6 separate regions of the Mus musculus genome follow, and all the other regions are linked to region 5. A link is a loop called in an ENCODE intact Hi-C map of the cell type or tissue named here. Cell type or tissue: heart. All regions are shown on one strand. Region 1 overlaps Ergic1 (endoplasmic reticulum-golgi intermediate compartment (ERGIC) 1). Region 2 overlaps Ergic1 (endoplasmic reticulum-golgi intermediate compartment (ERGIC) 1). Region 3 overlaps 1700049J03Rik (a long non-coding RNA gene). Region 4 overlaps Ergic1 (endoplasmic reticulum-golgi intermediate compartment (ERGIC) 1). Region 5 overlaps Gm34455 (a long non-coding RNA gene). Region 6 holds the start of Crebrf (CREB3 regulatory factor).

What was found. Peaks named below come from ENCODE experiments on the same cell type or tissue, not always from the same donor. Only the 100,000 strongest peaks of a DNase experiment are listed, where the experiment ranks them.
Region 1: it touches region 5 in a loop (7-fold over the local background); 5 of 42 quality-filtered maps call a loop at or near these places.
Region 2: it touches region 5 in a loop (6-fold over the local background); 5 of 42 quality-filtered maps call a loop at or near these places.
Region 3: it touches region 5 in a loop (8-fold over the local background); 2 of 42 quality-filtered maps call a loop at or near these places.
Region 4: it touches region 5 in a loop (5-fold over the local background); 41 of 42 quality-filtered maps call a loop at or near these places.
Region 6: it touches region 5 in a loop (2.1-fold over the local background); 2 of 42 quality-filtered maps call a loop at or near these places.

Annotation. Positions count from the first base shown.
Region 1 is chr17:26,582,075-26,587,074 of GRCm38, reverse strand. The region is part of intron 1 of Ergic1 (endoplasmic reticulum-golgi intermediate compartment (ERGIC) 1); the gene reads right to left. Among named protein-coding and RNA genes, the nearest start is that of 1700049J03Rik, 19 kb to the right of the region's middle. In heart, a CTCF peak has its summit at 2,361; DNase peaks (open chromatin) are centred at 2,364, 3,274, 3,854 and 4,524; H3K4me3 peaks cover 1,908 bases; H3K27ac peaks cover 3,491 bases.
Region 2 is chr17:26,594,929-26,599,928 of GRCm38, reverse strand. All of the region lies in intron 1 of Ergic1 (endoplasmic reticulum-golgi intermediate compartment (ERGIC) 1), which reads right to left. Among named protein-coding and RNA genes, the nearest start is that of 1700049J03Rik, 31 kb to the right of the region's middle. In heart, CTCF peaks have their summits at 2,607 and 3,429; DNase peaks (open chromatin) are centred at 2,658, 3,448, 4,288 and 4,798; H3K4me3 peaks cover 1,188 bases; H3K27ac peaks cover 3,032 bases.
Region 3 is chr17:26,545,571-26,550,570 of GRCm38, reverse strand. The region is part of intron 3 of 1700049J03Rik (a long non-coding RNA gene); the gene reads left to right. Among named protein-coding and RNA genes, the nearest start is that of Gm34606, 13 kb to the right of the region's middle. In heart, no CTCF peak of the experiment used is centred here; DNase peaks (open chromatin) are centred at 959, 1,185 and 2,540; H3K4me3 peaks cover 928 bases; H3K27ac peaks cover 2,881 bases; H3K27me3 peaks cover 563 bases.
Region 4 is chr17:26,636,359-26,641,358 of GRCm38, reverse strand. Ergic1 (endoplasmic reticulum-golgi intermediate compartment (ERGIC) 1) reads right to left here. Exons shown (of 10, transcript NM_026170.3): 8 at 2,516-2,616. Among named protein-coding and RNA genes, the nearest start is that of Gm41553, 2.9 kb to the left of the region's middle. In heart, a CTCF peak has its summit at 2,463 (motif pointing right); DNase peaks (open chromatin) are centred at 848 and 2,548; H3K27ac peaks cover 1,873 bases.
Region 5 is chr17:26,464,114-26,469,113 of GRCm38, reverse strand. Gm34455 (a long non-coding RNA gene) reads left to right here. Exons shown (of 3, transcript XR_876694.2): 3 at 1-1,460. Among named protein-coding and RNA genes, the nearest start is that of Gm34455, 38 kb to the left of the region's middle. In heart, CTCF peaks have their summits at 2,087 and 2,287 (motif pointing left); DNase peaks (open chromatin) are centred at 2,173, 3,893, 4,433, 4,893 and 3 weaker places; H3K4me3 peaks cover 418 bases; H3K27ac peaks cover 2,471 bases.
Region 6 is chr17:26,713,156-26,718,155 of GRCm38, reverse strand. It overlaps Crebrf (CREB3 regulatory factor), which reads right to left and starts at 2,506. Exons shown (of 9, transcript NM_029870.2): 1 at 2,382-2,506. In heart, a CTCF peak has its summit at 73 (motif pointing left); DNase peaks (open chromatin) are centred at 1,795 and 2,595; H3K4me3 peaks cover 2,537 bases; H3K27ac peaks cover 2,601 bases.

The DNA.
Region 1 (5,000 bases), 120 kb before region 5:
GAGATAGTCTCTCCCTAAGTGCACCAGACAGGTCTTGAACTTGTGATCATCTTGCCTCAGCTCCAAAATAGCTGGGATGACAAGCCACTAGGCCCCTCACATTTTCTCCTCTTGCTCTTCTCTTTTCTTCTTTTTATGGATGGAAAGAAATTCAGCATAAACTTTGCACTTTAGACTTTTTGTTTTGTTTTGGTTTGGTTTGGTTTTGGTTTTTCGAGACAGGGTTTCTCTGTGTAGCCCTGGCTGTCCTGGAACTCATGTTGTAGATGAGGCTGGCCTCAAATTCAGAAATCCGCCTGCCTCTGCCTCCTGAGTGCTGGGATTAAAGGCGTGCACCACCACGCCTGGCTGACTATTTCTATCTCCAGAGGATAAACATGACTGCAGGTTCCCACCAGCTTCCTGGATGAGATGCTAACATCTCATGTAACTGAAATTCTCAAAACTAAGAAACTTGACATGATCCCATCAACTAGGCCACCAACTTTCTCAGGGTTTGGCTCTCTTGTCTTTCTGCTGGGCTCAGGTACCACACTGCATTCAGTTGTTGGAGCCCCCCCCCCCCAGGTCTGTGACTGGTCCTCAACTTTCTGCAGTAGGAAAGACAAGGAAATCATAGAGATGTGAGAAATGAAAAAGGGCCCCTGACTCTGAAGTCTCCATGGAGCCTCTAAGTGGCTGAGAAGCCAGACTAGACAGATGGTTGACAGTAGATAGATAGATAGATAGATAGATAGATAGATAGATAGATAGGTAGATAGATGGATGGATGGATGGATGGATGGATGGATGGATGTATGGATGATAGACCTACAATAAGTAAAAGATGACTGTAAATGAGATAGATACTTTATAATTTACCCATATAGAGATATTGTTAAAATGGTAATGAACTGGACATCATCTGTGACTCTCCTAAGCAGGACTATTAACATTGCTGACAGTGGGGATCTCCAACTGCCTGTGACCCACCGTCTCAAGTGCGACCCTGTCAGGTGCCCTTCAGGACTACCCAGAGATCTCACTCGGGTTCTTAGCAGATAACAAACCCTTTGAAGATATTATCTTTTAAATCCACCATAATCCTGTACCTGTCCATTGTAAAGACAAAGGCGTGTGGCCCTCAGAGAAGCCCACACCCAGGCTCTCTGGTGTCTTACTCTCTTCCCAAACACCTCATTTCCCCTTAGTACTTGGGCCAAAAACTAACATTAAAACCCCCCTCGTGGGCTGGTGAGATGGCTCAGTGGGTAAGAGCACCCGACTGCTCTTCCGAAGGTCCAGAGTTCAAATCCCAGCAACCACATGGTGGCTCACAACCATCCGCAACAAGATCTGACTCCCTCTTCTGGAGTGTCTGAAGACAGCTACAGTGTACTTACATATATTAATAATAAAATAAATCTTTAAAAAAAAAAAAAAAAAAAAAAAAAAAAAACCCCTCGTGAACTCCAATTCTCTTCATGTTGAATCATCATGAAATTCTTCTCCGCAGTGAAGCCAGGAATCAAGGGATTTCCTGAGTGGAGGAGGCCTCTGAAGGGCACCCTTCAGACTGCTGCAGTCTGTCCCCTCCCCTGGTTTCACTGGTAGTTTTTAGAAGGTCCCAGCCTGGGTTTGTCAGATGCTGCCAGGTGTCACCTCTTGTGGCTCTAACAGATTGGGTAAGTTCTGCCCCGAGGTTTACCTGGCCTGTGGTTCTAAGCATGGGGCATTTGAAGAACATAGCATCGGCGCTCAGGTGCGGCTCTGTGCTGCCTCGGCTAGAAAGAAGGGGGGCTCTTAAAGTAACCCCCATTCTGCCCTCTGGAGATGCAGCTCAGCCGTAGAGCACACATGCAAAGGCTCTGGGTTCCATCCCCAGCACGGCACGAACAAGCAGACACCTTGAAACGCCATCAAATGACGCCTTAGAAGCAACATGGAGGCATCAGCTGAATCTAGAATATGGAGCAAATGAAAACAGCTCAACCCCCAAGCCCAGCAGCTGTCGGCCCGTACCCATGCTACACTGTACAACCCCACTGTTTGTAAGCCCAGTCCCTGGGGCTTTTCTTGGCATACAGCAGAAGCCCAGTGCATTCCTCAAATGATCCAAGAAACGAAGTGATAGATTCAGGGGACACGCCAAGCAGCAAGTCTGTTCCCTGTACCCGTGGGCTCCAGCGCCAGTCTACTCTAGCAAACTCTCCTGCCCGCTGGAGGAAAACAGAAAGGGAGGGTGAGTCTAATTTTGCCCTGGAATGTGGCCTTTTTCAGTCAGCTGGAGAGGGTGATAAGGAAGTGGCCATGGGAACCGTGGGAATGGGGAAGGCAGACCCCATTCACGCAGAGCAGGAGGCGCTAGCCCTGGTGGAATGTGCAGGGTGTGGGGCGCCAGGAAGCAGAATTCCTGAATGACTGGCTAGGGCTGGGCCTCAGGACCGCAGTCCCCTAGGGAACCCGTGCGGCCAAAGGCAGTGTCTCATCAAAACAGGAAGATCACAGAGGAAAAATGCACATGTAAGCGGACTGGTATTTACAGGGATCGGCCCCGCTGTGACCCTAGCAGGGGTATAGAGGGGATGCAGGGCAGAGAGAAGAACTTAGGGTCGGCCATGCTAATTCTCTGGTGTGGTGCAGAGTCTTCTATGTAGGCCACACACTGCCTCCCAGCCCTGCAGCCTAAGAAGCTATAAGGAAAGGTATGGAGAAGAGGACCACAAACAGACTTCCTGGGTATGTCCCACAGGCTACTGACAAATGCCCTGTCAGGGCTTTCTCACCACATGCCTAGCCTGCAACAGCTTCGACCCTTGGACAGTAGGGATTGCTGCTCCCATATTCGCAGGGTGTTAAAAAGGCTAAGATAACAAACTTTGACCAGTGTGCACACTGGCTGGCCAGGGTGGACAGCTGTTCCTGCGTCTGGGCTGGGTTGACACTGTCACATACCACGACCCTGGAATACTTAGCTGAGATGCCTCCAGCCCACTCTGTGCTCAAGATCCTGGGATACTGTCCTTGAACCTGCGACTCTTCTGTGAACCAGGATCCTCTTCTGCCTAAGAGGATGCTACAAGAGGCTTCTGGCCCCGGAGATGGCACACGCAGTAGTTCATGTGTGCCACACAGCTTTGCCCTCACACAATGTGTGGATTATCAGCCCAATGTTACAGATGAGAAGGCAGTGCCACAGTGATGACAGACCGACACAACTTCCCACGGCCAGCAAGGGGTGGAGCCCAGGCTGGGACCATTCCCTACTACACACAAGTCTGGCCAAGTCTTCAAGACTCATTGGGGCTGGGGGAGGAGAGGAGTCTCCGGTCCAGAGTCTCTACAGGGAAGTGACAGGAAGAGAGGAGAGGCATCTTCCTGAAAGCACTGGACAGGAAATGATGCTTCTACTATGGAAGTGGCAACAACCTGGATGTGAATGAGGACTGACCCCAGCCATGCCCATCGCTAAGTCCTTCTCCAGCATCAAGCAGGCCACTTCATCTCTGCAACAGTGCCGTGAACCAGGCACTGGCCTCCATCCCCTTTCACAATGAGCAAACTGAAGCCCCACAGGCTCCCTTGCTCACCAGTGCAAGAGTCAACACAGAGAGTGTGAATGGGCATGGACATATGTCAACATGGCCCTAAAGTCTACTGGCCCACGGGGGACTCCAATACTTTTAAGTTCCCCAGCTAGGGTGTCCCCATGTAGGCTCTCTGGCCCTTGGTGACACTCACCTAGAGCTGTCTGCACACCCAGTACTCTCCTAACATTCTCTATGTGCAGTGCTTCATTCACTCTTGCCACACCCCTGAGGGAGGCAGAACGCTGCTTCCGTTGGTAAGTGGAGGTAGTGAGGAGTGAGGCCAAGGAGGCAAGCTAGAACTCAGTCTTAGTTCTCTGCCCCGCCTCCATGAACGAGGCAAGGTGACGGACAGTCGGCCTAGAAGGGAGAGCACACCCTCTGCCATCTTTGAAACTGGGCCTACCCATGCCACCAGGCCTTCAGCTACTTTCTTCTGCGCCTACGTGTTTCTCCACGCAGCTGCTCCTACCTTCCTCAGAATGACATCTGTTCTAGAACCTTCTGTGGCTCCCACCAAGTGACCAGCATGTGAAGGTCCACCTCAGCTGTCTATTCCATCTCTCACTGCCCTCCCACCTCACAGTACTCACTGGGGACAGACATTACAATGTCACAATGCCATCTCTTCCCTCCAACTCACATTTGTCTACATGCCCGCGTCTAAGAAGCCCCTGCCACACTGACCCCCTCACACATCTACCACTTGCTTCTCTTCCAGTCAAACGTGTGACTCCTCCCCACCTCCCCCGGTGGGCTCTGCCTCTTTTAAGTCGGGTTCCCGTCTACCTGCCTGGGCCCTGCTGAATGTTCAGCATGTCCCCGCTTCTCCAGCCTTACTGCAGCCTTGCCACTCTCTCAAGCCCAGCCCTTCATAGTTGTGACACGCTGTCTGCCCTGGAACAGGGGTATCACTAGGTCAGGTCTTCTGTGGCTAGAGCGCTTTGGTGAGCTCCTGCCAAGATGCCTTGTACTGCGTCACCCGCCCATTGTCTTTTCATTAACTGGCTGGATGTGACTTACAATTTAATAAGGGACATGTGATGAATTGAAGGTCAAGGTTTTCAAAACATCTTTCAATGTGGAAAATGTGAATCAAAGAGAGATCTTGGCAGTCAGACCAGCTGCTAGCAGAGCCAGCTGCTGCCAGTCTGATGGGTTGCTGTTAGAGCTGAGCCTGTGCAGACATCCACCCTGAGAATCCCTGGCCTGCAGACCTCTGGTCCTGGCTATATGAAGCCCGGAGGGCATGCTCCTTCCCAGGCCTCAGGGAACTGCTTACCCACCACGAAGACCCACTCATAACGGCCTTTTCCTCCAGAGCAGCCTGCAACTTTCTGTTCCAGCACCAAACCAGCCCTGCTTATCATTAAGTCCTCAGAATAAAGACCATGGAAGAACCTTCTAGAATCCTGAACAAAGTTAAAGCTCTGG
Region 2 (5,000 bases), 130 kb before region 5:
GAAAAGAGGTTTATTGGGGTGTAGAATTCCATTCATGACATTGTGGCCACATCTGATCCACTGCTGGCGGACCTTGTGCTAGATTGAATCACAGTAGAGACATAGCAAGGAGAAGTTTCCAGGTATGCACAGAAGAAGCACGTGTGTGAGAGAGACAGACAGAAAGGGGTCAAGTTCCTTTACGATCATGCAGTCTCTGTTTTAGGGAATACAGTCCCTTAAGACCTTAACTAATTCCCACAAAAGCAGCCTGAGCCTCAAGACCCGCTTCCTGGAGTCACAGAAGAACTGATCCACGCTGCAGGAAAGCACTGGCTGATTGCTAAGTGGAGGGCCTTAGTCACCTGCCAGTCCTGACACCTGCATGCCGAAGAGCTGAGCCTCATAAGCCATGAACAGTTAAACTGTAGTAAAACCACAGCTCGCATTCACTGTAGGACCCAGCCACGCCATGCTAGGCGTGTGCCAGGAGAACTGCAAAACTACACATACACAGGGGTGTGCACATGAACACTCTGGAACACTCAGGAACAGTCAGGAACACCCAGGAAGCTTTCCTTATGTTGGTCAAAGAGGAAAACGACCTAGATGTCCATGCACATCAAGTGTGGACCATCCACAATGTGGGATAGTGTGTGGGTAGGTGCATGGAGGCTGGGTAAAGTTAACTGGGTTCAGATGGGGTAATTTCATTCATATTAGATTCTGGAAAATGTCGCAGAAGATCACTGCAGGTGGGGATATAAGGAAGCTCTCAGGAGTGATGGACACATTCTGGGCTAGGATGACATAATGGTATGCACACAGCAATAATAGGTGACACATAACTATGTGTCATGTTCAGGCCAATAAATTGAATAACGGTCATGATTATAATGTATCAAATAACGTAATATAATCCAGGCCTTCCAAACCACAGCCATGCTGAACAAACAATGGTAGACCACCTGCTAGACAAACAACACTTCTTCCGAATCTTTTACAATATCTATTTCTAGGTCATGGAACAGTTGACGGGGCAAAGTTCTGTCTTCCAGAAGGATTTCCAAGAGTAAATGCAGATCCTATGAGGATCAGAAGATTGACCTTGCACAAGCTCTCCTGTCCAGGGGATACCCATGGAGCATGGGAACCTTAGACAGACAAGCCAGGCCACTGTGCCATCACTGCAAGTCTCAGGGACACCAGCGCAAAAGCACAGCACTACCAGAAAAACTTCTTGGTAAGAGAACCAACCTTGGACCCACCCAAGGCTCCTGAGCTTACCAGTTAGAGGACTTAGAAAACCACCTCTGGATCATGGGGAACTCTACAGAACAAGTGACAAGATCTCCATCATAAATCAAGAGATGATGGGGAAAAAGACGGTGGCAAGTACATTTCCTGATCCCTCACCACCTTAATTTTTTGAGATACAGCTCAACCTGAGCTTGGTGCTCATCTCCTCAGCTACCAAGGCCAGCCAGGGTGTCCCAGGGGTTCTCTTAGGCTACCAAGGTCAGCCAGGGTGCCCCAGGGATTCTCTTAGTTTTATTCTGACCCCAGGGCTAGTGTTGTAGACACATGCTGCTACACCCAGTTTTTCAATGGATGCTGGGGATTCAAACTCAGGACCACAGGCTTGCCTGACAGGCACCTTAATGCTACACTGGGCCATGTCTCCAGCAGCCCAGCCAATGACATTTGCTATGAAGTATTGTAGGACTGTGAACTTTAGATTATAGACTCAAAGGGCCAGGTGTTCCTTGCTCTAACTACACTATCCTGATTGCTACCCTCCCATCTTAGATGTGGATGTGACACCCAGGGCTGAGGCAGCAGAGACAAAGTCGCTGGCATCCTTGGGCTACTGGAGCAAAACCCACAACTGCTAACATCTCCAGTCCTTATGTTACATTAGAAAAACAAAACATATTCAGCCACTTCCACTTGGGTTCTCTTGACAGATAAAACATAAAAGATACAGAAGTAAGAAGTCTTCTTACTTCCGTGCATCAGTGGGACAACTTGGGCACGTGTTTCCCCACCCCCACCCCACCCTCTGCAGTCTCCCTGCCCACAGGACACCCTGTGAGTCCCTGAAACCAGGTACCCTTTCCTAAGCATAGCTCTGAGAAATTGAATTTATAAAGCAGCCACAGGAAGACGCCAGCAGCAATGAACAGAATGTTATAACATTATACTGTCACTGTTCATGAGTTTTAGTGCCATTATTAAAAATATAATGGTTAACTGCAACAGACCCCGTGATACCACGACACTGAGTCAGATGACTAGGGTGACCACTAAGTGATAGTGGGCTGTCAGTACACGGGTGAATGCTCTAGACAGAGGGACACTCAGACTTTAGGGTGACAGATTCATTATGCTACTTGGGACTTGTTTAAAACACGAATCACGGCTACAATTTTCCAATCAATATTTCTGAACCAATAACAACCTTCTGTAAACAAAACTTCCTGTATCTGGAGTGTGCGGTAGCATGGCTCACTCTCTCACCTAGGCCTGCATTCCAACATCACCTTCCGGGAAGGCAGCCACCGCTCTGTGTCACTCCTCTCCACTCTTTTCTTCCCTCTCTGCTTGCAGTTACATGTGTACTGCCTGACTCCACCGCTGGGCTACACTGTGAGACCCAGATCCTCAGGCACCCCACAGAGGCCCCGAGAGACAAGTGCAAGGTGGGTGGAGGGGTGGCACACCTCCAAGTGGGGTCCATACACACTCCCTCAGAATCTTCCAGGAAACCATCAGATTCTCAGATGCTGGGCTTGACTGCAAGGTGGGCTGAGGGTCACTAAGTGCTGTTCAGGAGGGGCTCAGGCATTTGAGATAGCACACACCCATTTCTGAGAACAACAGACACCCACCTTCATAAGACCTTCAGCCTAAACCCACCTGAGTTACCCTAGTCAACAGTCGGATATGGGAGGGGCCTAGGGTACACACACACACACACACACACTCCCACCTCCTGGGCCAGGTACTACTACTTAGACACCTGATTGTTTCTATCTTGCTTAATCCTGCCCACCACCCAGGGAACACCATTAACAAATGCAGGAGGTTCACAGAAGCCAAATCACTTGTCTAGGCTCACAGAATCTGAATGGGGACTGGAGCCTGACGAGGAACCAAAGCGATAATTTTTCCCAACCACACCCTAACTGTTTTCACCCCTCCAGGGCCTTCACTGCCCCTGCTCAGCATGGTCCTCCTGTACCCTTACAGAACCTGTGCTAACAGAAAGCTGTGAGCATTTGGTGGGTGAATGAAGGAGAAAGAGTACCCCAGAGCGGCAGAACCACAATGCTGTACTGCCTGGAGACCCAGGCAGTACAGAGCTGGCAAGCGGCCCGAACCCCCACCTGTCTCCCAGCCTGTAACAGTCAGATTAGCTCAGACCCTGGAAGTAGAAAGACACCTGGGGCTTGGCCTGGATTCAGGTTTCCTGCTGGTGAACAGGAATCCCCTGAAGTGAAACAGGATGCTCTCCTGAGCCCCACACCCCCTGGACAGACGCTATAAATGGAAATGTATTCTTAGAGGGAGAGAACATGAGCGAGGGCTTTCAAAAGTGACCCATCATGGGGTAAAAATACAGCAGCATTTAAATGCTGAGCAGGGAGCGCTATTCCTGGACTAGATTCTCATGCTTGTGGCTTCCTGCCAGGGGCGGGCTTCCAACAGGTTTAAAACCAACAAACAGGGGCTGGATGGTGGGGCCTGGGGATAGTATTTCTCATACTCAGGAGGGCACTGGGGAGGGTAGCCTGTAGGAATAGCTTCGGAAGGTGCCCTTGAGTGGAGTCTGCACGTCCTTTGGGTCTGTCACTGGGCTCAGTGTTGCTGAGAAAACCTTTGGACAGCATTCTGTGATCTTGGGAAGTAACTGAAGGGCGAGTCTGGCTGGGTCTGGATAAAAAGACCAGATGAAGGTTTTAACCTGGAAGTGAATGACGTCTACTGAGCTTGAGTCTTAACTCATATTGCCTCATCTGATCTTCAAAACTAGATGGCAATTCAAGGCACAAAAAAAAAACAGACTTAGCCCTATTTCTAATAAGAGTAAGGCTTAGAAAACCCAGAGAAGAAGACACTCAGATGGAGATCCTGATTCTAGAAAGACAAGAAGAAACAAGTCTGGAGAAAAGAGTGGGAGGAGCCACGGGCACAGGGCAGTTCCTGGAAAGGCTCACGGTCACTCAGTGAGCTGGGGTCAGCCTTCACAGCTGGGATGGTTGACTGTGGGGCCTGGCAGGAAACTGTGAACTTGAAAAATTTGCCCATCACATTACTGTGAGGAGACTTCTCACAATCCTCTGTGGTGGGGCCCAGAGAAGGAAGGAAGGAAGGAAGGAAGGAAGTGGGCTGCACAGGCCTGGCTGCCGGTTCTGGAGAGCTCTTTCCTATGAGGGTGGCTAGCAATGTCCACTTCCTGGGACAGGCTGGTTATCTGTGAGAAAATGAAGATAGCTAGGCTGTGTCTCAGGAGGCCTGGTTGGTCTGCCCTTCTCTCTGTCCCATGGTGCCACCTATACTCTTGTCTCTGGAAGACCCTCAGGCCTTTCTACATGGCTGGCTGTGCCCTCTGCACCCCATCTGCGCTCTCTCTCTCTCCTATCTGCCTTTCTTCCACATTACTGAGTAGCTGCTATGGACCCGGCACAGGGCTGGGTGCTGGGAATACAGCGATGTCACCTTCCTGCCTTCGAGTCATCTGAGCTCTGGTGAGAAAGACAACAATCAGATATGAACACACGTCAGCACTGGTAAGCGTTTGAAGAAAAAGGACACAGTGCAGGAGTGAGGAGAGAGGTGCCTGCTAAGTCTGACAAGGAGTCAAATAATAGAGACCCGGATTACACAGGCCAACAGCCAAGTGCATATCTAAGGAGAACATTCTAGGCAGCAAGGACAGCAAGACCAAAGGCCCAGTGGCCAGCACACACCTGGAAGGTTCCTGCAATGCAGGGAGGCAGACTCAGGTGGAACGGGAG
Region 3 (5,000 bases), 81 kb before region 5:
CAAATGTCCTCCTGCCTTAGTGGCCAGCTCTCTATCACACATGTGTGCATGTATGTAAAAGAGTGTATGTAAATGCAGTGTTTCCAGTTTGTCACATACTCCCCATAGCAGAGAACCCACCTTGGGCCCTGACCCCTAGAAGGTGAAATTCTAACATTTTCAGTGTTCTTTGGAAGATGCTAGATGTGTTGGTCTGTTTTCTGAGCCCTGCCTCCTGCCTCCCTTGTCCTCACTGGGTGACCCCATGTCCATTTCCTTTGCAAGGCACAACTCAGACCCTTCTTTGATGACACATTAAGGCACTTGTTCTTACCCCTCCTAACCCTGTGACCCTTTAATACAGCTCCCCATGTTGTGGTGTTACTATTTCATAACTGTCATTTTGAATTGTTATGAATTGTGATGTGAATATCTGCACTTTCTGATGGTCTTCGGCAATCCCTCTTAAAAGTTCATTTAAGACCCCACAGGGGTTGAGACCCACAGCGTTAAGGCTGCATTGGACACTGGCTGAGTAGTCTCTTGACGGTGTGCTTTGGACTATGCTGATACTACGTTTTAATCCTATCCCTGTCCCTCCCCTCGGTTCTCAGGGTGTGTGATCCAAAGCAGGTAGTGAACTGCTCTGGGCCTCAGCTTGCTCATTCTTACCCTGGGGTCCGTGGTGGCTCTAAATCATGTCTTATGGCTGATGTCTGGAATCTAGCTCACAGGTTGCATTCACTGAAATGGTCCTCTGCCTTTCACTCTCAGGGGACTGCTGGTGGCATCTTCCAGACTACACAGAGGGAGTGTTTGTACAAGCACACGATGACCCTCTGGTTTGAGGCGTGGCCATTCCCGCTACATTTCTCAGGGCTTTGAAGCTCATATTCTTGCAAGGTCGCACCCAGGGAGTGCTAACCTCACCTGCAGCGTCAGATAGCTCACGTAGGCTGAGTGACTCAGCACCAGCTGCTCATCTCCAAGTCATTCGGATCTGACCTGGAGCTCACCTGGCCCCTCCTCCGCAGTCTTCTAGTGATGTAGCTAGGTGGGGGGTGGGGCAGGCTCTTCCTTGCATTCCTCCGAAGGTTTAGGACCTCCCCATCGCCCAGGATCCACCATTTCTCCTGCTTGTTAGCTAAGCAAAGGGAGTCTGTCTGGATTCCTGTGTCCCAACGCCTGTGTGTGTCACTGTGTGGGTAGCACTGCACTGACTGAGCTGATGTCCGGACACAGGTGTCTCTGCCATCCTGACTGATGACTGTTGTTTCCTCTGGGTGGGCTGTGATGCCCAGGGTCAGGCTGAGCTCCAGGAAACAGGAAAGCAAGGGAGGCTGGGTGACTCTGAAGTCACTCACCACACTGGCCACCCCTGTGAGTCTCTTCATTTGTAAACTAAGGCTCTGAGTGAAAAGCCTTCTTCCTCCTTTCCACCCTCCCTTGTTCCTTTCCTTCTGGGAAGCCATGAGCTCTTTCCCTCCCTGTGGAAGTACTCAGCTCTCTGTGCAGTGACTAAACCTATAAACAGGAACATTCTAGTCTGCTCGGGTGCTTCCAGCCAGCTTCCAGCTGTCAGGTGAAGAGCCCCTATGAGAAGCGGTTCACATCACCCACGGGTATTGATGGACACAAAATAGAGACGAAGGCAGAAGAGAAAGCTTCCAGAGCAGTAATAGAATCCTGGGATGGATCCAATCTTTGCTGACTTAGGTCACCTTGATTGGGGTTGCCCAGTCCCCATTCTGGCCTCAGTTTCTTTCTCAGCAAAATGGAGCAAGTGAGGGTCAGGGTGGGCTCTGTCATGACTGCCTTGGATCTGCATCTGACTGGATCCTGAGCCTCATCCTGTCTGCAGGTGTCAGAGGCTCCCTGGGGGCAGGATCAGGGACTGTGATCAGAGTCTCTGCTGGCCCCGTGGATTCATTCCATTCTGTCGTCCCCTGTCCCCCCCCCCCGGGTTCATTCCACTCTGTCCCCCCATGGATTCATTCCACTCTGTCCCCCCGTGGATTCAGTCCACTCTGTCCCCCCCCCGTGGATTCAGTCCACTCTGCCCCCCCCCCGTGGATTCAGTCCACTCTGCCCCCCCCATGGATTCAGTCCACTCTGTCCCCCCCCCGTGGATTCAGTCCACTCTGCCCCCCCCCATGGATTCAGTCCACTCTGTCCCCCTCCCCCATGGATTCAGTCCACTCTGTCCCCCCATGGATTCAGTCCACTCTGTCCCCTCCCCCGTGGATTCAGTCCACTCTGTCCCCTCCCCCGTGGATTCAGTCCACTCTGCCCCCCCCCATGGATTCAGTCCACTCTGCCCACCCCCATGGATTCAGTCCACTCTGTCCCCCCCCCGTGGATTCAGTCCACTCTGTCCCCCCCCCCCCGTGGATTCAGTCCACTCTGTCCCCTCCCCCGTGGATTCAGTCTACTCTGTCCCCTCCCCCGTGGATTCAGTCCACTCTGTCCCCCTCCCCCGTGGATTCAGTCCACTCTGTCCCCCTCCCATTTCCTCCTTTACACCCAGCCTCATTTTCAGCAGAGCCTTGATCCAGCTTCCCAGTTAAGTGAAATTCAAGAAATCTGGCCCCAAGCCCCAGGAAGTGTTTTAGGGTAGTGTAGACAGGATGTAGACATCAACTGTATCCTGCCTGCCCCCCAGGAGTAACGCCCTTCATTGTTCCCTGCTGGAACGGAGGGGCTCAGTCTTCTTCCGAGTCCACCCCTCAGAATCATGCAGTAATCGGGGCACAGTTCAGAAAAGAGGATTTGCTTTGGGGACGTTCAGGTTTTATTTTGCCAAGTATTTAATTAAAGGAATACTGTTTGTGTAGTTTCAAAAGTTCTCTATTTGAAAAACTCCTCAAGCAGGAGAAGCACACAGAGGACAGCGGAGGTCCCTGCACTCACCCTGCCCTGGCCAAGGCTATCCTTACTGATGGCTTCTCTCAGGACAGTCGGCTTTGGGAGGAGCAGGCGCTAAAGGTGGGCATTCCTGGATGTTCCCAGCCAGTAAACTCTGGACTAGGATCTGAGGAAGAACTTGAAAGTCAGTTGTGTTACGAGATCCTGGTTGAAGGCCCAGTTTAGATCTTCTGGTGGTCTCCAGGGGTGCCACAGCCTTGGGAGAGGGGTCTGTTGTGAAAATTAATATCAATTGGGGATTTCTACCCCACCTTTGATGGCTTAGTTCCCAGATAAAAGACAAAACTTTTATATTTGCAATGAGCCTTGAGCTGCACTAGAAGTGGGCAGATGTCAATCCTCCATCTCTGAGATATGACTATGTTCCGCCTGGGCTGCTCTTACTCTGATTGGCCAGTCCTTGTGGCCATATCTTCAGGACCCTCTCCCCCAGGGCATCTTCTGCTCTCTTGATACATGGTATCTAAGTACAGGGAGCCAGCCACATAGTGGAATGTATGATACACGGTATCTAAGTACAGGGAACCAGCCACATAGTGGAATGTATGATACATGGTATCTAAGTACAGGGAACCAGCCACATAGTAGAATGTAGGTTAAAATAATTGGGTTATTTAAGTTATGATCTTGTCAGAGTAGAGTCTAGCTATATGGCCAAGGTATTGTAAATATATTTTGAGTCTGAGTCTTATGTCTGGGAGTATGGGGCTAGGAGAAAGAATCAGGCCTAACTTCTACAGGGGTCTACCACCAGAGACCTTCAGTCTATTTCTGAACCTGACAGAAAAGGGCTTTTTCTTTTTTCCTTTTTTCTTTTCTCTCTCTCTCTCTCTCTCTCTCTCTCTCTCTCTCTCTCTCTCTCTCTTTCTTTTTCTTTCTTTCTTTCTTTTTTTTAACAAATATTTACTAAAAGACTACAATGGGCCAGAATAACTCTGGCCCAGACTTGGTTTGGAATTAGCGTGGACTAGGAAATGGAACGGTAAACACTGGATTTTACTGAGTGAGTGGGCAGCAAGGAGTCAGCACTGACCCAACACTGACTTGCCATCAGGGGCTCCTGTCAACTTATTTTTAAGTTAACTTTTGTTTTGTTTTGTTCTCTTGAGACAGGGTTTCTCTGTGTAGCCATAGCTGTTCCAGAACTTACTCTATAGACTAGGGTGGCTTCAAACTCAGAGATCAGCCTGCCTCTGCCTCCCGAGTGCTGGAATTAAATGTGTGTGCTACCACACCTGGCTCTTGTAATTAATTTTTAATATATAAGTCACAAAGGAATCTGCATAAATTTGGAAACTTGGCAGATAAATCACTTGGCCCCAATTGTAACCTTTGCTTTCTCTCTCTGTTTTCTTTTTTAGAATTATTTAATTTATTTTATTTATATGAGTACTCTGTAGCTGTCTTCAGACACATCAGAAGAGGGCATCAGATCCTATTACAGTTGGTTGTGAGCCACCATGTGGTTGCTGGGAATTGAACTCAGGACCTCTGGAAGATCAGTCAGTGCTCTTAACTGCTGAGTTATCTCTCCAGACTTTCTTTCTCTTTTGGAGTGGTAATTCTATTTTTAATTTTATATGAATTCTTATATGTCTTTTCTTCATGTTTCATATACATTGTGTTCTGTTTACTAGTACATACATGTAACTCAGCGACCTGTGTGAGTCAACAGTTCACATGGTGGGCAGCTTTAAGTCAGAGATCTGTTCATCTCTCACATCTCAGGGCTTCTGTAGATGAACAACCAGAGGCTTGGACCACACTCGGGCCTTCTTGCAGGCATGGTGCATGTGCAGGCAGGTCTTGGGTTTACAGTTTGGTCCGCACATGCCTTCAGTGGCTTGGATCCAGAGTGCCCCTCAAAGCCCGTGTATGAAAGGCTGTTGAGAGATAGTAAATTTTCAAGAGTAGGACCTGCTGGAAAGAAGTTAGGTCATGAGGAGGGGTGAACTTTTGAGGGAGTTATTGGGATTTCAGTTGCTTCTTGACTCCTTTCTTGCTTCCTGGTTGCCATGGGGTGAGCAGGTCTCTTCTGCTGTGATGCATTTTTGTCCCCTTAGATGGATACCATGAAGGCCAAACAACTAAGGACT
Region 4 (5,000 bases), 170 kb before region 5:
GGAAAGTGGGCTTTGAACTCGGTCTGAGCATTTCCTCCTTGACTTGCCAGTCACACGGAATCTGCTCATTTATTCTGCTGGCTGCCTCCGCTGTCCTAAGGTTCTTGGGGTGATGAAGCCCCTCCCCTAGAGGAGTCACAGGCTGGTGGATGAAGACATCATCGCATCACTAGCTTCTAACAGTATCCGTGTAGGGAGGGTGGAGGAGGGTGCTCAGCAGGCCATAGGTGAGCCAGTTCTGCTCAGGGGGATGGGGAAGGCTCACTAAGGAAGGGGCATTCTAAACCATGAATAAGAAGATAGCCTGCCTGACAGGTGAACCAAGTGGGTGTGAACTTGTCCACCAAGTAGGGCCAGCACAGAGAACAGGGAAGGTACAGTGCCCAACCTGCCATGGCTCGTAAGGATGCACATAGCATTGGCCAAATGGCCACCAAGGAACAGGGATCTGAGCTGATGACCCACAGGACCTGGTTTGAGCACTTCAGGGTCCTGAAAGGCTTGGGCTCGCGTCTCTTGTTTACAACAAATGGAGATGGATGCCGGGGTCCCCAGGCCCAACCCCCATGTCCCCAGCACTGGTCTTGAGCAGCTGGAGTGATCCCATGGACACCACTGAGTGTTAACCCACTGGACAGCCACCTCCATTCACAGAACAGGCTGGGGGCAAAGCCACAGAGAACGCTGAGTGAGCTGGTCCAGCCACCAGGCCCTTGCCAAAGCTTTGATGGAGGAAGCCTGCAGCAGAGGAAACTCAGCTTTCCCAGGGTGATTGTCTGGGCCACAGCCCAGCGCTGAGGGGGTAAGAGACAGAATGAAATCTAGCAGCAGTAGTGTACCAATTACCCAGCCTTCCCAGTGAGCTGGGAGCTTTCTGAAAACATTGCTTCATTTGACAGCAATCTTGTGAAGTAACTGCCATGGACATATTACAAACAAGGACACATGACTGAGCTAGGATGGGGCAGTGTGGTCCAGGGCCCTGCTTCCTGCTGATGTGTGGCAGCACTGGGGGGAGGTTATAATGAGTACAATGGTTGAAATATGCTCCCCAGAAGTCATACGCATGCTGCAGTGCTGGGCTGAGCCCAGAGCCCTGTGCATGTGGGGCAGGGGGACCACGGCTATTCGCCATCTAAAGTTACAGGTCCTTTGTGTACATCAAGGGGCTGAACCCGGAAGTAAGCCTACATTGGTGGTGGCTGGAGGTGGTAATCTGGGAGGTGATTAGGTTAGATGAGGCCACGAGGTAAGTGTCAATGGTAGCATTAGCTCTCCTATAAGAAGAGGAAAGCACTTCTAAGCTTGTATGCTTGTGTCTCTCCATGCCCTGCCCTCCACTGGACAACACAGCAAGAAGGCTCACCACAGGCTGGGGTTGATCTCTTTGACTTCCTCTTTCCCAATCCATGAGATAAATTAACTTCTATTTTCTTTCTTTTTTTTTCTTTTTTCTTTTTGGGGGGGGGGTAGGGGGAAGGTTCAAGACAGGGTTTCTCTGTGTAGCCCTGGCTGGCCTGGAACTCACTCTGTAGACCAGGCTGGCCTTGAATTCAGAAATCCACCTGCCTCTGCCTCCCAAGTGCTAGGATTAAAGGCGTGCGCCACCACTGCCTGGCTGACTTCTATTCTTTACTTACTACTTAGGCTCTTAGAATTTTGTTATGCCACCAGAGAGTAGGACAGACACGGCCTGAAATAGTGAATGTAAGCAATAAGTCTCTCGGAGAGAGTTATGGATCAAAGGGAATCAGAGCATAGGGACCCATGACCAAGAGGCTGTCCAAGTGGGCAAGCCTGGACGATCCCTATTTGGACTGAGTGGGTGAGCAACCAGGGGGCTCTGGAGCCCAAGAGGAACCTGGGTCTAATTCCTACACTGTAACTACACAGCTTGGCGAGTTCCTCAACCATAATGATAGTTAATTGAGCTGAACACTCCATCATTTATACTAAGGGTCTGGGTGGCCCTGCAACAGCAGAAACAGGAGCCTCGTGGTAAACAGGGGAACCTACTCCAAGTGCCTATGTTCCATTGGCACAAGCCATGCTTTCTGGAGAGGCTCAAGCCACTAACCGCTGTGCCATCTCATTTCTTTGGCTTGGATGTCCCTTGGCTTCCCAGAAGACCTGTGTGTCTCTTGGACTGTTGGGGTCCTGAGACGTCCACAGCCACCTTGATAGGATTCCCTGCCTAATGCAAAGCATCGGCCATGTGCTGATCAACAGGAGCCTGAAGAAACCAGGACCAGACAATGTCAGAGCTGGGATGGTCTTCTGCCTACTTCAAACAGAATACATCTTATCTCCTTGTTAAGAGTGTCTCACCTGGACCTTGAGGCCACTACCACGGCAAGAACTGGTATTTCATCTTTACTCAGACTAGAGAATGAGCCTGGACACTCCCTGTCCACCCCACTGAAATTCCCTTCAGCAGAATGTGCGGGGCATCGCCTATGCCCTTGGCCAGCAGAGGGAGCAATTGCAATGCTCAGCCCGTTCACGGCCCACTCACCTTGTTGGCCACTGTGTACTGGTAGGAGTAGCGCTGCTTGCCGCTCTTGTCCTCATACACTGTGGGTACAATCTTCAAGATGTAGTCATGGGAGGCCAGGGCTGCAGGAATACAGCATAAGATGAGATGGGGTGGGCACTGCCTGGCAGGTGGCTCTGCCTGTAACCCCAAGTTCAAGTCCTCCTGGTACTGTAGGGTCCTCTCCCCTTTCTCTTCAGAATGTGGCTTGCTGGGATTGTTAGATCTGCACTACATAATATATAATACTCTGAGCCACACACTTACAAATGGGATAGCCATTAACGAGGGGTGCTGAGGGGGCATTTTCTCTGAGATTCAGGCCCAGGAGCAGCACGCTCCTGTGAAGTAGGGGCCAGGGAACACATCCTCTTTAATGCGTGGTCACCAAGAATTGTCTAGAGAGAAGCCCCAGGAAACAGAGCAGCTTCAGTTTCATCCTTAACTAGACTAGAGAGAGACTGGCAAAATTACATTCCCCACCATCCCTCACACACAGAGAAATTTTCCAGGGAGAAAGGTGGGACTCAAGAAAGACCCCATTTCATTGTAGGTATTGTCTGTCTGCTTTTAAGTTTTAAAATAATCTGGGCTCTGGGCTCCAGAAAGAACTAAGTAAGACTGATCAAACCCAGAGGGCTGGGGTCAAGCGCCTGCCTGGCATAAACCTGCCCTTGGCCTCAATCCCAACACTGCCAAAACAAACAACAGAATCTGGTCACTGTCTTCCCTCTTTCTCAATAAACTGCTGACCCTTCAGCCCTGTAATAGTTTAACACGACCTTTTCACCCAGCGCCCCTGTCTCCTCCCAGCCTGGATGGCAAAGTTGCTGAGTGCAAGGACAAAGTCTTACATTCCTGCCCCTAAACCCTGCACGGAGCCTGGGACAGGGCAGACAGTGGCAAGGCCTGCTGAATGAAGGAGTGGACAGGATGGCTGGACAAAGGATGAAGGGATCAATCAGCTACTGATAAACATGAGCTAACCAGAGCTGCCTCAGCCTTCCCGAGCAAAAAATGAGGCCCAATGTCCATCCCTCTTATTCCTTCTAGAACCTTGGGCTAGGAACCATGGAGCTAAAAGAACATGGGAGTTTAGTCTTCTGGGTTCTAATCCTGGTCTCTGCAGATCAGATTCAGATCTGTAAGAGTGGTGAGCATGGAGCAAGCATTCCAGCCTTGACTAGTTCTGGCCCTGCTGTCTCCTCAGAAAAGGGCAGCACTCCTGGGATGGAGGTGACCCCCCCCCCCAACACACACCCTCAGGAAAACTGGGGAAAGCCCTGGAGCCTTTAAGCTAAGCACAGGGGACCCAACACCTCTTGCTCATGCCCACAATGGCTCTCAGGGTCCAGAGTACTAGGGTCACATGGGGTTAAAGGCCGATTCTAGTCTTCATCCCTGGAAACTCCCATGAGATGGGCTCACATCTATACCTAAACCAGGAGGCCAAAGATCACCTTGAAGTACAAGTCTCAAATTCCCACTCTCCAAGGATAAAACCTGAAGAAAGGAAGGCCTTAGTGAAAATCATAACTCTACTATTTTGTTGTTGTTGTTGCTATTTGTACAAAACATTAGGTAGTCACAAAAGGAAAAAAAAAGAGCCACCCTTATGTCTACTGTGCACAGAGAATCAGTTCACATTTCCTCCCCAGTAGGAACACGCCAGACGGATGTCCTTAAGGAGTCACAGGGGTTCTGCCTCAGGCCCAGGTATCATGAACACTTCCAAGTTGACAGCACAGAATGGAGGCCTGCAGAGGCTGCTTGCTTCATTTACTCACCTTCCTGTCTCTAGAACTTGGTACTGTGCCTGATCAATATGCATTCAGTGTCTGACTGCCTAACAGCCCTGAGGCCATCATGGCCAACAGCTGCCCACATTCCAAGATGCAGGTCCCTACCACGCACAAGGGCTGACACAAATAAATGATGCTTCAAAGTGACCCAGTGGACATTATTTTTCTTAGCATATTGTGTGCATGCACGCACAACATGCACATATGGGCATGTGTAAGAATGGAGGTGTGTGTGTGTGTGTGTGTGTGTGTGTGTGTGTGTGTGTGTGTGTAATGGAGGTATGTGTGTGTGTGTAAGAATGGAGGTATGTGTGTGTGTGTAATGGAGGTATGTGTGTGTGTGTGTAAGAATGGAGGTATGTGTGTGTGTGTATAATGGAGGTGTGTGTGTGTGTGTGTGTGTGTGTAAGAATGGAGGGGTGTGTGTGTGTGTGTGTGTGTGTGTGTGTAATGGAGGTGTGTGTGTGTGTGTAAGAATGGAGGTGTGTGTGTGTGCAGTCTTTGGCAAGTAGAGATTCGGCACTAAGACTTTGGAAGGAGCCAATGGTTGATAGGAAGGGTTTGGGCAGGAGGGGAGGGACCAGCTGGTTTCCCCCACTGGCCACCTACAGAGCTGGTTCTCACAGAGTGGGTTCTGGTTCTGTAACTGCTCTGTGGGATCCAGG
Region 5 (5,000 bases):
AGTACCTTTCCTTCTGGAAGTGTTAGCTTCCTCACCCACACCGAGTTCCACCTGCTTTAAGGACCACAGTGAGGCTCAAGAATGGCCCAGCAAGTGACAGTCCTTTGGGTTGTGCCCAAACCTTGCTTGTGCAAGAGTGGTGTCTGTCCCCATTTTCCTATGTTCCCCAATAGTTCCTGGCTGAGTCAGACCCTCACACACTTTGCCACCTTGCTCAGAGCTCCGGGGACTCCACCCTCCCTATACCCTAGAAGATGTTCCAGGTCACGTTCTAGGGCTCACTCATCTCTATTTTGTGCACAAGAGATATCTCTAAGCCTGCTGATGCCATGTCCCCAGCACTAATGCTACCCATGACCCAGATGGCCCCACTCTGGAGGACTTGGCCTAGGTCACAGCTGCCATTTTTTTTCTCTGACCTTCTTCCTGCAGGTCAAGGTCCTGGCACAGGCTCAAGCAAAGGTCTCCAGTCCACAGAGCTCTTTCTCTACACATGCAGCTCTGGGTACGAATGAATACATGTTATCAGTGTGGTAGGCAGGGGCCATATAAAGGTTGATTCATGAGGCTGAGACCTTCGTGGGGTTCAGGTGCAGTCTGGTGGGGGAGACAGACACAATGTGGTGACCTTAGGTGTTAGTCACACAGAGAGCCATCCAGGGAGAGGCAACAGGGTTGGTGTGATGTGGTGTGGTGTGGTGGCAGCGGTGGGAGAGGGTAGAGCATTGCTACGGAAACGTGGAGTGCCAGGGGAGGGTTGTGAGAATAAGACTTGCTGGCTGACCTCAAGGGACCCTAAGGAGCTTCAGCGGGATGGCTGCAGGGCCCGAGGAAGGAAAGGCCCTCCGGGTGGCTCTGAGGTATCTAGGGCACAGGGTGCTAGCTACCTCCATGGGGAAGCCTCAGGTACAAGGCTCAGGTCTGCTATTCTTCATGACCCTAGGCGTGTTCCTTCCTTCTGAGACTCCCATTTCATCCCTTCATCTACATAAAGTAGCCGCTACGGCACAACAGAGTACCTGCACTCTGCACAGGCTAAACTCTGTCTTTTCTTTCTTTCTTTTCCTGGTTGCTTATGGTCCCTGATTTGGCTGAGGGTCCTAGTTTCTTCGTCTGAGAACCCAGGAACTGCTTCTCTGTGTTTGTGGCTATATGGGCTGTGGCAAGCTGATGCACCCTTTAGTCGGCATCTTGGAAAAGCATGGCACCAGCCTCCTTGGATTCCCAAGACATCCCTGGCTGCCCAAGGGCCTTTGAGGATTGCACCTCTGTGTGGATTCCCTTGTCCTTGGCCACTTCCCTGCCTCCTCCATGCCTCCCGCTGGTCACCCTGTCATATCACCAGACGGATGCTTGCCAGGGCCTGTGAAGAAGTTCCTGAAGAAGTTCCTTTCTGGGCTGTCAGATGGCTCAGTGGGTAAGAGCACCTGACTGCTCTTCTGAAGGTCCAGAGTTCAAATCCCAGCAACCACAGGTGGCTCACAACCATCTGTAACAAAATCTGACTCCCTCTTCTGGAGTGTCTGACAGTGTACTTACATATAATAAATAAATAAATTTAAAAAAAGAATTAAAAAAAAGAAGTTCCTTTCTTCCTTTATTATTGACTGTTTTCCCACCATCACTTGAACACTCCAAAAGACTCCTCTTGTGTGCTGCATACTGGCCCTGGAAAAGAACCTGTGTGGGCTGGAGAGATGGCTCAATAGTTAACAGCATTGACTGCTCTTCCAGAGGTCCTAAGTTCAATTCCCAGCAACCACATGGTGGCTCACAACCATCTGTAACCAGATCTGATGCCCTCTTCTGGAGTGTCTGAAGACAGCTACCATGTACTCATATATAAAATATAAAAATAAAGTAAAATTGTTTAAAAAAGAAAAGAACCTGTGAACTGTTCCTGTAATTCACACAAAGAGGAAGAAAAGCAGGAAGAGGGTGGAGAAAGTGAGAGAGCCCTGGATGCAGAGGGCTGTGGAGAGCCAGGCAGGGCGGCGGGAGGAGGGGTCTCCAGGGTAAGGCTCCCTCTGCTTCTTCCCACAGGGCTGGCCCGCAGCCTTGCTAGGAGCAAGGGCCTATGGGATTAGTGGGCAGGAAATTCTCCAGGAGCATCAACTTCTAAATCTAGTTCCTCACCACCAATGGCATGAAACTCTGTAAGGGCTTGGGGGTGTAGCTCAGGGTGGAACGGGGTGGGGTGGGGGGATTGCTAACAAAATCTATAAAGCATTTGAGAGCAAAAGTCTGTGTGCCAACAAGGGACTGATGCTGCCACCTGCTGGACACCCAAGGAAGGGGCTCTCAGGATCATTCATGGACCCTTCCCTGGGTCTGGATGCCAGTTTATTGATGCTTTGTGAGATGTACTAGGGTCTTTAAAGATGTGATGTCTTCATCAGTAACTGGGGGAGGGGGGGCTCCCGAATTTTGTAGCATACCGGGGAACTCAGGCTCAGGGGAAAGATGGGTATGGACCAGGTTGCAAGTTTTTGGGGGCAGCCAACCTCGAGTCTAATCCAGGCTCCAAAATGGGGCTAAGTGATGTCCTAGAGGAAAATGAGAGAAAATGGAGGAGGGCAGACAGCCCAGTGAGGGCCCAGCTGGCCCCATGGCGGCCCCACTCCTGGTCCTTCCCTCCCAGGTGCTTGCTGTAGGGGGCTCTGCCTTCCTAGGGGGGGGGTTCATGGACCCTGTGTCAGTCCTCCATGCCAGCTCTCCTTCAGTACCAAGCTTGGAAATTCAGTCTCATAGGGTGAAGAACCTTGACAGTGCCTTTCCAGGCATGTGGGACAGAGGACACCAGGACTCCAGCTTTGGATTCCAAGCAGTCTATTATAGAAAGGAGGCCAGACTTGAGCCAAGTTCCTACAGCCTATGTGGACACATTTGAAACCAGAGGGTCAGGCTGGAGAGTGGACCAGGAGACCTTCTATGGGGTAGAGGTGGGGAGGGGTCCCTGAAACATCTGCTGGGGTCAAGGGCATGACCTAATACTATTAGGGCATGCTTCCAATGGAAGGCACATTCCTGATGCTAGTGAGGCCTGTGCTCTCCGTTGGACTCTGCTGGTCCCCGGCTCCATGAGCTTAGGCTGTCCCTTGGCCTGCTTATCACGCCATACAATGTGGTCAATAGTATTTCTAATTTCTCTAGGCTCAGCCAAGAATCAAGATCAAATGTGCATAGAGCCTCAGGCACGTAGTAGGCCCTCCAAGCATGGGGCATGAAGGGCCCTACCAGTACTCAATAGTTGCCTCAATGCCTCTTCAAAGCTGAAAAGCAGGCCTTGTGTTGTGATGCTGCTGTATAACAAGGGAAACTGAGTCACTAGACCAGGAAGTGCCTGAGTCCAGGCTTCAGCCTGAGTCACAGCATAAATGCTGGACAAACTCCTCCTCACCACCCCTGGAAATACTTCATGCTCTGTGACTGGCTTCCTCTCCTTCCCTGCCTTGCCAGCCAGGTAGATGGTGGCAGGAGCTGAAGGAAGCGAGGGCATGCTTCACCCCAGGAGGGGCTTGGATCTTTCTTGAAGGCAAGGTTCTCCTGTGGCTCTTTCAGTGAGGAGAAGGCTCACGGTTGAGGGAGGGCTTCTCTCAGACCTGATGGGTACCCTTGCTCCATTAGCATTGCCGTTCCCTTATACACACGGGACTGAGACTTGCAACGTGTTTGCCCAGGTCCTACAGCTGTGTTGTGGCAGGACACGAGTTCACCCCTGCAGCACCCCACAGAGAAAGCTGAGTGGGCTGTCACAGGTCACCTCAGCTCCCTCAGAGCAGGCTAGCTCAGAAGCTCAGCAGGAAGCCCTTCCCATCCCATCTCTTCAGAACTGGGACAAGTTTTGACGTCAGCACATCCACATTCTTGCCCTCTAGCCCTGGGTGGGGTTGTTGATTTCCTCCCTCCAATGTTGGTATCACAAACAGGAAGCTGGGTCATGTGGGCAGGCCTGGGCTGAGGGCTCACGGGGGACAGGGTCACGCTTCCCGCCAGCTCTACATTTCTAGCAGGCGGTCTATGCTTCTGAGAGGTTGGGAGTCTCTGTTCTAATGTGACAGAGGGCCATACTGTCTCCAGAGCTACTCGGAGGGTTTCAATGACCACGCTACCTGCCTTGGTCCCCAGAGTGCTTACACTGGCCATGGTACGTAGCTTCCTGCTTCTGCTCACGGAAGAACAATAAGACCTTTGCCGATGGAGCACTGACGCAGGCTGCGGGCTTCATATGGGTCCTTGAATTCTTATCATCAGACTTTCATATCCTTTTACAGATTAGACCCCCAACACACTAACAGGTTAAGCCAATAGTTCGAGTTCCCACCACTGTGGGATTGGGTGGGGCAGGGATTTGAACCTACACAGTGTAGCCTAGAGCTAACCAGCACAGCCCCTCCCTCTTCCTCCTCAGCTCAGCCCCACTCAGGCTGTAATTCTGGAAAATGCAAACTTGATGGCACCGGTTTGGGGCTCATTTCCTCCATGGCTCCGTACTGCCCCAGGGCTTGAAAACCGTGGTCTGCGGAGTCTACGGCTTAACCTTCGCTGCCCGGCATCTACCTTGATTTCCCCCTTTAGATGCACCAAGCTAATCTGCTTTCCGAATCCAACTCCTTCACCTGCCAGGACTACCTTCTGTAGAGAGGAATCTCAGGGTATAGTGGGGTAAGCTTTGTACCTGGTCACAAAACCAGCCCCCATGAGTCTGTCTAGTCTGAAGCCTTCTATGGATACAGAGGTCCCCAGTGTTAGCTTGCACTGGGTGGTAACAGGTTCTGTCCAAACGGCAGCTTCCCAGGCCCCACCCTGGAGGGGAGGGGTTTGGTCTGAGTACCTGTATGTTGACCTTTTGGCGTGAACCTGAGCATCCTCCAGTCCTTCCCAGCCCTTCCGGCTGCCTGATAAACTCAAGTTGCCATGGAAACAGAAATGCTTATATGGGGTTTTTAACCATAGGGCTCTGTTCATCCAAGGCCACCAGCCCCGACCTTCTGCAGCAG
Region 6 (5,000 bases), 250 kb before region 5:
TCAATTCCCAGCAACCACATGGCTGCTCACCATCCATAATGAGATCTGATGCCCTCTTCTGGCGTGTCTGAAGACAGCTACAGTGTACTCATATAAAAAACAAAACAAAAAAATCTTGAAAAAAATTAGTACATAAGCAATGAAAACCAACTTTGACTAAGTGTTCTGGGTATCATGAAAACCTTTGCTTGGTTCTAACTTCAGACCTACCTTTTATAACTGATTGTAGTAATAGGACAGATTTGGACTTAGCAATACAACATTAAGTGATAGGTAATATTTTATTTACTATAAAAATTATATATAGCCGGGGGGGGGGTGGCCCACACCTTTCACCCTAGCACTTGAGAAGGCAGAGGGAAATGGATCTTTTTGAGTTCCAGGTCAGCCTGGTCTACGGGTTAAGTTCCAGGACAGCTAGAGCTATGTAGAGAAATGCTGCCTGAGAAACAAACAAAAAATAAAAATAAAAATTATATCTAATTAAAAAAATATATATCAAATAACCCGGGATTATATTTTTACCAAGTTTTAACAAAACTGAGGGTCAGTCACATAAAACCAATAAAAGTTGATGAAAATTTATTTACTATTTGTTAATATTCTTCAGCTGAACTCTTGAAGAGCTGCCTAGGGTGATATATCTATGATGTATTCCTACTCCTAAGTACTTCACCAAAGATGTATCAATAGCCTACTACCTTTGACAACATGAGGTCACAGGTTATAAACTCATCTTAAAAGCTTTAAAAAGCATTTAACAAGGCTAATATGGTGCCAAAACAATTCCAATTTTGTATCCACATTTCCCCATTTGGAGTATCTCTCAGCTTTTTTAAACTAGGCAACACTGAAAAATATTTTAAAGTAGAATTAAAGTGACAATCATTTTACCATAGGTCACAAAATTTACAAAAAATTCCTATTTCTGCTTTTGAAAAAATAAGTCAGACCTTCATTCTTTTTCTCATTTGCTGATACTGGATAGACAAAAGTCTAAAGACTCATCAGACCTAAATACTTTTCTCAAGGCTGTTTTCTCATTAAGTATGTTAGCTTCCAATTTATGTGAGCAAGGGAGGCAAATTAAGACTTGAAACACAAGGGCCTGATCTTTGGAAGATATCCACGTTTTTTTTTTTGTTTTTGTTTTTGTTTTTTTTGGGGGGGGGGTGGATAGAAACGCCGCTCACTCAATTTTGTCTGCTTTTCCAGTCCCAATTTTCTCTTTGCAATACCCAGAAAAGCAGAAGTTCCTCTGAATGCCTGCCTCTACACGGGAGACCTGGTACAGAAACACACCCCTAACTACAGAAATACCTCCTTAAGGTAGTCTTAAGATTCAGGCCTGCTCAGAAGTAGCAAAACGGTTTGTTTTCTTGGGTTAAAGGTGGGCGATTAAAGGGTTTGGTGGCAGGATCTACCAAGCAGCGGAGAGCCGACCAAGAAGGAGACGCCAGAGACCAAGCTTCATCTAGACCCAGGAACCGCCCCCTGGGAGGCTAGACTGCCCTCGCTACTTCCCTGGCCGCCTCCACTCGGGAGCGGCTGAGCCGGGTCAGGCTCCTCCGGGCATCTTCCGGGTCCCTCCGGGACTCTAGCCCACACCCAGCCCGCCCGGCCCGCGCCCCGCTCGGCTCGGCTCCTCGCCCTTTGCCCCGTCTCCGCCCCGCTCAGTGACAACCCCCGTCCCCAGGCCCGTCCCCTCCCATCTAATATGGCCGCCCTGTCGGACCAACCCCCAGCACAGCCTAACTTACTGGGGGGGAGGGGGGGCGCGGCACCGCCTCCCTGCGCCCATTGGCGCCACGGACCCCGTCTGCCTCCTCCATTGGACAGCACCGGCCGCCACTCGACAGCGAGGGCTCCGCCTCCGGGCTTTTCAAGCTGCTTAGAGAGGACATATAAACAAATCCCGAGAGGGAGGCCCCAGTCCCGCAGCCTCCGGGGAGGGGCCGGGGGGAACAGCAGCCCCACGACGCCCCTGCCCAGAGTTCTCCCGGTCCGCTCCTCCGTCCGGAGCCTTCTGAACACTAGCTGTGCCGGTCTCCCTCACACGCCCCTCTCCTCTCCTCTCCTCCCTCCCGGCCCCTCCCACCCGCTCGCCGCTCTGACAGGCCGGCTGCCGGCAGTCGCGATCCCTGGTTCCCGGGAGCGCAAAGGGCACGGCCCTAACGGGGTCGCCCGCCGGCGCGCGCCCGCCCTTTATATAACCGTCGGCCGCGGGGGCAGCCCGATTCGGCTCGCATCGGCGACCCCGTTCCGCGCGCCCTCGGCCCGGCGGCCCCCGCCCCGCTCTCCCGGAGCCGGGCACCCGCGCCTCTCACCCGCGGTTCTCTGCCGCTGCATCCCGCCCGCCCGTGCGACCGCTCGGCATTCACCTGAGGCTGAAGGCGGTTCAGGCACTGGATCCGGCCGCGCTTACGCGGCCGCGGGCCGTCTCCATGCTGCCTCGGTTTGTTTTGTTTATGTCCTTCCTGACGGGTTCCCGGAAATCGCGTGACTCGCCCCCCTCACGTGGGCCGCGGCGAGGAGGAGGAGGGAGGCGGGGGCCCGCCGCCCCAGGCCAATCGCGAGGCGCCCTGAAGTCTGGCCAATCAGAGGCTCGGCCGGGCTAGCGCCCGTCACGTGACACCAGAGGGGCGGGTTGCTGGGGAAAACCAGGAAGAGAGGGCGGAGCGGGGGCTAGTAGGCTGCTGCTGAGCGTGGGCGTGGGCCGCTGGGGATAGCGAGCAGTAAGCTCGCGTTCGTGCGTGATGTTCTTTTCAGAGGCTTCCATATTCAGTCTGTAGCCTCAGAACTAAGATGAAGGCCAAGGAGTCCAAATGCCCACTTTACAGTTTAACTGAACCACGGGGGATTACAGGAATATTAATTAGTAGGGGGCTGCATCGACATTCTGTTTAGTAAATGACGTTCCTGTTCCCCGATTGAATTGGCCTTCAGTTGTTTGTTCATTCATCAACTCATATTTATTGAGTCTGGATCCCCAGACCCTGAGTCGGCTGCATACATCTTTGGGATAGGACCTGTATTCAGCTGTAGAAACTGCTACTAGATGCTTTATGGACAAGACTGTCTAACCTGTGATAATGTGATGATTTACGCCTCTTAATCCTGTTGATATTTTATCGGATGTGTAGTTTGTGGTAGGTTCATTATCCCAAATAGTTCTCCGAACAGACACATACGATAAGAGAACTATTTAAAAAAAATACAAAAACAAACCTCAGGAGAATTATTGTTCAAGGAAACAACCTACCTAATTATAGCAGCCTGTGTTTCCAGAAATCTCTTTAGACTCTGGACCCTCCTGTCTTAGTCTTCTGGGTGCAGGGTTACTGGTCTGCACCCGCACACACATATGGACACAGAAAAACATACTTTCTTAAGCATAGGAAAAGAAGACTAAAGGACAGAGAAACCTCATCAGATTCCCTTCAAATAACAGTTTTCCCTTGGGAGTACTCGGGGTTTCAAAGCAGGCGAGGATGTAGGAAGGGGGTATTGTGATTGACCCCTGTGATCTCAGCACTGGAGATAAGGAAGCAGGAAGATTGAAGTGTGTTCTTAGCTACACTGAATTGCATGCCCGGATAAGACCAAGTCTCAAAGTAACCTTCCGCTCCCCGCCAAATTAAGACTCCCCCTCCCCCATGCACAAAGACTCAGGCAAGTGGTAGATCAGTGGTTCTCAACCTTCCTAAAGTTCCTTATGTTGTGGTGACCCCAACCATAAAATTATTTTCATTGCTACTTCAAAACAATAATTCGGCTACTGTTATAAATCGTAATATAATGTGTTTTCTGATAGGCTTAGACTACCCCTGTGAAAGGGTCATTGGACCTCCAAAGGGGTCACAATCCACAGGTTGAGAACCATTGTGGTAGCGTCTCACTATCACCATCATGGTCTGGGATGAGAGGTGATGACATACACCTGTGACTTCAGCACTGGGGAGCCTGAGGCAGGTGTGTCTCTGTTCAGGGTGAGTGTGAACTACATTGTAATTTGCTCCCTGGTTCAAAAGCAAGCAACCATGGATTTGGGGATAAAAAGTCTGCCTAGATCATAATCCTGACAAAGGTGGGGTGGGACTAGCAATGTCTCTTGTCCTATGTTCTCCATGCCAAGCACATTAAATAGCCAGTCACTATGTTACAGGCTTAATAGTAACCTGGATTGGAATCCTTGCTTTACCACATGTGAACCAGGAAGCTAAATTTCTACCTTTGTAAAAATGGGATTGGTGTAAGAACTGGGTGAAATAATTTACATAGGGTTGGTAAGATGGCTTAGTGGGTACAGCACTTATCACACAAATGTGAGGACCTGAATTTGAATCTCCAAAACCTATGTGAAAGCCGGACGTGTATCAGGAACATCTGTAATCGCAGCACTCCTTCATGGAGATGGGAGTTTGAGACAAGAGAACCCCAGAAACTCACAGGCCAGCCAGCCTGGCACACAGTGATGATGAGACCCTATCTAAAACGGTGTGGACAATGGAACATGTGTACATGCCTACATTCATACACAGGAGTTAAATTTAAGCAAACACACGCACACAATCTGTATACATGCTGCATATATAATATAAAAAGAAAACGATTGTTTTAAAAATAAGTCATATAAAGCACTTACCAGAGTGCCTGGCGTACAGTAAGCACACAATGAACAGTGGCAGCATTAGACAATTCCACGGACATCAATCGGAAGACCAGTTGTAGACTGAATAGCAAGTAATGATTCTAGGCAACTAGCAATTTAACAGTCCCTAGACCAAGCTAACCTCAAACTCGTGACAGTCTTCCTGACTTTGCCTCCTGAGCACATGTTTACAAGCATGACCACCATGCTGGGCTAAAACAAACTTTTTGGACTTCAGATTAATAGGTAACTGTAGCTCCATAGGAAGAAAATAAAATAGTAAACCTCTCCCTCAGAGTGCCAACCACACGTAAGACCCTGATACCCAACCACATGGGAACTAAAAGGA